Regions from separate parts of the Homo sapiens genome. Here region 2 is linked to region 1. Evidence: read pairs that join two places in POLR2A ChIA-PET (ENCODE). Cell type or tissue: PC-3. All regions are shown on one strand.

Region 1 (2,500 bases):
CTAAAATTTAAAAATATGCCTTTTCTATTTACCCACATTTAAAAAAAAAAAAAAAGAACTGGAAATCAAATGGCTTAACTTTAGTGTTCCATAAAGAGTGAGTAGCTCAGTCTTCTCCAGGGTCCCAGAAGTTGCCTGATACGTAGACATATCCCTGATCAGTATGTGAGCTTAGGAAGAGCCTTGAATTAGAAGAATTGGTTTCAAATTGTTGGTTTGCCAATAACCTGTGTAACCTAAGGGAATTCATTGAACATCTGTGGCTCTATTTTCTTCTCTGTAAAATGAAAGGTTTTGGTAAGTCTGTCAGTTACGCTGTAGGTTCAGCTGCATTAACAAAGAAAGCCAAAGGTATGGTGGCTGGAATAGGATACATGTTTATTTCCAGGTGGTAGAACACTTTGGAGATATGTGGGCCAGCACTGTGGATTGACTCTACCTTCCTCAACCAAGTCCAGGAAGCTTTTTCCCATTGCTGTCTTCCAGCCATCTGGAAGAGGGAGAGGCTGGAGAGCTCTGCAGTATTCCTTTTATGATACGTCATCTGGAAGACAGTGTGTCCACTCACATCCCACTACCTAGGGTTTAGTCACTTGGCCACACCAAGATGCAAGGAAGGCTGAAAATAGTCTTTAGGTAGGCGACCATGTGCTCAGGCAAAACCAAAGTTCTGTTACTAGAAGAAGGGGAGGGCCGGGCATGGTGGCTCACACCTGTAATCCCAGCACTTTGGGAGTCCGAGGTGGGTGGATCATGAGGTCAGGAGATCGAGACCACCCTGGCTAACACGGTGAAACCCCATCTCTACTAAAAATACAAAAAACAGCCGGACGTGGTGGTGCACGCCTGTAGTCCCAGCTACTTGCGAGGCTGAGGCAGGAGAATCACGTGAACCCAGGAAGCAGAGGTTGCAGTGAGCTGAGATTGCACCATTGCATTCCAGCCTGCGCAACAGAGCAGCACTTTGTCTGAGGTTAAAAAAAAAAAGGGGGGGGAGATCAGAGATTGGTGGATGGCTGAGAGTCTCCTCCAGTGAGTCCTTCCAGCACCAAAAGTCTTGAATCTGGAATCCATAATTACTGCCAGCCTTGAGCCTTTGCTGATAACTGAATTCCCACTGCTGCGTATGTAAGAATTATCCAGCTTGTAAGTAGGTTCGAAACCCATTTTCTAGTAAATTATGTTATAAATCGTAGGGGAGTTTTTAGAATAAACCACAAAGGGCTCTCTAGGTGGAACTTATTATAAAGAGATAATGTTGTATATTCTGTCTCTCACACACACACTCACACTCTATCCTGTTATTAGTAATTTAGCAAAATAATGTTGGGAAAGCATATTTGAGTACAGTCTTTTTTGTGGATATATTTTCGTTTCTCTTGGGTAAAAACTTAATAGTATACTTTCTGGGGCTTACGATAAATGTGCATTTAGCTCTATAAGAAATAGAACAGTTTCCAAAGTGGGCACAGTATTTCATGTTTCCGTCAGCAGCGTATGAGAGTTCCAATTATTTTGTATCCATGGTATAGTCAACTTTTTTCGATTTTTGCATTTCTCTGATGACTGAGGTTATATAGACTACTTGATACAAAGGATCTCATGTATTAATCCTTTGATATGTAGACGGTTTGTATATCTTTATAGAGCATCTCTTCAAACGTTTTCTCCATCTTTCAAACTTCGGATGTTTGTCTTATTGTTACTGTGTTTTAAGAATTCTGTAAATATCCTGGTTGGAAATGAGCTATCATACACAATAGATGTGTTGCAATTTTTTTTTTTTTTACTATTCTATGTCTTGTTTTTGCAATTTCTTAGGTGTCTTTTGAAGGGCAGAAATTTTAATTTTGGGGTGCAGGTATACTAGCTACAGATTCTCGCAGCTTTTATTAGTTTCAAAATTATTACTTTTTTTTTTTTTTTTTTTTGAGACAGAATCTTGCTCTGTCGCCCAGGCTGGAGTACAGTTTCACAATCACAGCTCACTGCAACCTCCGCCTCCCAGGTTTAAGTGATTCTCATGCCTCACCCTCCAGAGTAGCTGGGACTACAGGCACGCACCACCACGCCCAGCTAATTTTTTTTTTTTTTTCTTGAGACACAGTCTCACTCTGTCACTCAGGCTGGAGTGCAGTGGCACAATCTCAGCTCACTCCAACCTCCACCTCCCAGGCTCAAGCAATTCCCCTGCCTCAGCCTCCTGAGTAGCTGGGATTATAGGCATGTGCCACGACACCCAGCTAATTTTTGTAATTTTAGTAGACACGTGGTTTTGCCATGTTGGTCAGGCTGGTCTCAATCTCCTGACATCAAGTGATCTGCTCACCTCAGCTTCCCAAAGTGCTGGAATGACAGGAGTGAGCCACCACGCCTGGCTAGTTCTTGTATTTTTAGTAGAGACAGGGCTTCACCACATTGGCCAGGCTGGTCTTGAACTCATGACCTCAAGTGATCTGCCCACCTTGGCCTCCCAAAGTGCTGGGATTACAGGCATGAG
Region 2 (2,500 bases), 130 kb after region 1:
TGCCAAGGCAGCCCAGCACTTGCTGCTGGCAGGAGTTCAAGCGGGCAGAATCAGATGAGAACAGCACTCATTACTTCATACGGACATTGCCGGCCCATGGGATTCCTCCTTTGAAGAGGAATCTTTGGAACTTGAACTGTCTCTTCCAGAAGAATAGCCAGCAGCAGCCCAAAAATATGTTTCATGACCAGAATTTATCACCCCGATGTAAGACACTTGGGAAGAATCTGTTTAGATGTTTTGAAAGACAGATGGTCGCCATCGCCGCAGACCTGCGCAGACTGTTATCCGTCTGGGCTTTGTGATATGCTCCCAACCCAGGGGCGCGTTAACAAACCATATAGGGATACAGTAGAGCCACAGAAGAACAGGAAGATCCAAACTGCTGGAATGTGGAACGCAGATAAGGCTCTATAGACGGGCAGCAAGTTTTCTCTGGAAAAGGCCAGATAGTAAATCGTTTAGGTTTTGTAGATCGAGTCAAAATTGAGGATAGTATGTAGGTATTTATACAACAACCACATTACAGCATAAAAACCATTCTTAGTTCATGGAACATACAAAAACAGGCAGCAGACTGAATCTGGCTCATAGCCTGGAGTTTGCCAATGCCTGCCATGCACTATTAATAATAGTTAATTTTTATCTGATGATCAAGTGTACTTTACTTCTGGCCTGTGGAAAGAACTGCCAAGAGTCGGAGATGTTTACACTCTGCAAGCTAAGAAATTAGCCTGTCCCAGATTCATGGGTGTTAACAGAAGTCAAGAGATTATCGGCTCAGAGATAAAACACAGCCTATTACTCAGGAGCAACAGCGGTAGCAGGGGCCACAGTGTCTGCAGTTTTGCACAGGTTGCTGAACGCCAGTCCCCACCAAGGGAACTTGAAAAGGGATGATACCTGCATCTTCAGTGGGTTGCATTACAGGGGAGGAACTTTGAGCTTGGGAAAACCAAAATATTTCCCTGAGTCATACTCAGCTATTCAGCAGAAATGCTTCCTGTGTACTTCCCAATTTGTCACAGAGAATGTTAGAAAGATGTCTACTCAAAGGTCAAAATTTAATAAAACCAGTCATTTTTACAGCTTCATTAAAGACATTCTTAAGAGAAGCGGGGGTTTGTTTTTGTTTCTGTTGTTCCAGTGCAGGTGTGTGAAAAACACAATGACTGCTGGTACAGTGTGTACCATGTCGTGGCTCTCTTGGGCACGGAGAGCTGAGCCCATCACTGACTTTGCACCATGAGGGCAGTGCTCAACACAGAGAAGAAGGTACATGTCATCCTGGCATTGTGAGACAAATAGTTTTGACTTCAAACATCTCCATACTGTAAGAACCACAGCTCTCATCTTTTTTGTTCAGGGTACTTTAGGTTGCAGGTGACAGAAATCCAACAAGTTGGCCAGGCGCGGTGGCTCATGCCTGTAATCCCAGCACTTTGGGAGGCCGAGGCGGGCAGATCGCAAGGTCAGGAGTTCGAGACCAGCCTGACCAACATGGTGAAACCCTGGGTATGGTGGTGCACACCTGTAATCCCAGCTATTCAAGAGGCTGAGGCAGGAGAGTCACTTGAACCCGGGAGGTGAAGGTTGCAGTGAGCCAAGATTGCGCCACTGCACTCCAGCCTGGGCGACAGAGTGAGACTCCATCTCAAAAAAAGAAAAGTCCAAGTTACCTAAGCAAACAAACGGGAACAAAGATATGTTGGATCACATAAATGAGAAGGGTTAGAGCAGAACGCACCTTGGGCATGGCAGGATTCAGGGCTGAAAGTATGTTAACAGCTCTGTCTATGTCTCTTTGTCTCTATCTTCTCCATATGTGTGTGTCTCTCTCTTCACTTAGCTTTTCTTCTCTTCTCTCCCTCTTTCTGCCCCCTTTTCTCCCTCCTGTCTCTCTTCCTCCCTCTGTCTCTCCTTCTCTCTTTCTCTCTCTCCTCCCTATCTCAACCCTCTTTTCTCTGTGCCTTGTCTGAATACTCAGCTACTAAAAAGAGCTCTCTGCATGGGTCAGAAAACAGCCGCCAGTAGCTCTAAGACTGCACTTGCTTGCAATTCAAGGCAAAAGAGCTCTGTTATGTAATGATGGGATATCCAGTCTCATGGGAGATTCCAGACTGCAAGCCCTTTAGATCTCTCTGGGAGCCCGAGGTGCAGACTCCACTACCCTGGGCCTGGCCGGGTGCCCAGTCTGGGAGGTGCTCTGCCTGGCAGCCCCTCAGCCCCACGACTGGTCAGGGAGAGGGGCGGTGGAAGGGCAGACCGACAGGCCAGACGTCCATGACAAATACTAAGCTGCCAAGGTGTCCTACTGGTGAGTGTTTCCAACAGCTTGCAAGTGAAAGAGACGAGCAAAGCTGCTCTCAATGCCACGACTTCAGGTCTCATACCCTCCTGGCTGTTCCCTGTTGAACCCAGTCTGAGTGCTGCCAGGGCAGACACCATTCTGTGGAGGAGGCTGAGTCTACACCACTCTTCCTGGGAGGGCCAAAACTGA

Evidence for each region. Peaks named below come from ENCODE experiments on the same cell type or tissue, not always from the same donor. Only the 100,000 strongest peaks of a DNase experiment are listed, where the experiment ranks them.
Region 2: POLR2A ChIA-PET joins it to region 1 with 15 read pairs; 6 of 35 experiments call an interaction of 5 or more read pairs at or near these places.

Annotation. Positions count from the first base shown.
Region 1 is chr2:3,393,650-3,396,149 of GRCh38, forward strand. All of the region lies in intron 2 of TRAPPC12 (trafficking protein particle complex subunit 12), which reads left to right. Among named protein-coding and RNA genes, the nearest start is that of TRAPPC12, 15 kb to the left of the region's middle. In PC-3, no CTCF peak of the experiment used is centred here; no DNase peak of the experiment used is centred here.
Region 2 is chr2:3,522,980-3,525,479 of GRCh38, forward strand. It overlaps LOC124907725 (a long non-coding RNA gene), which reads left to right. Exons shown (of 2, transcript XR_007086195.1): 2 at 1-1,115. Among named protein-coding and RNA genes, the nearest start is that of ADI1, 4.7 kb to the left of the region's middle. In PC-3, no CTCF peak of the experiment used is centred here; a DNase peak (open chromatin) is centred at 962; H3K4me3 peaks cover 615 bases; H3K27ac peaks cover 1,051 bases.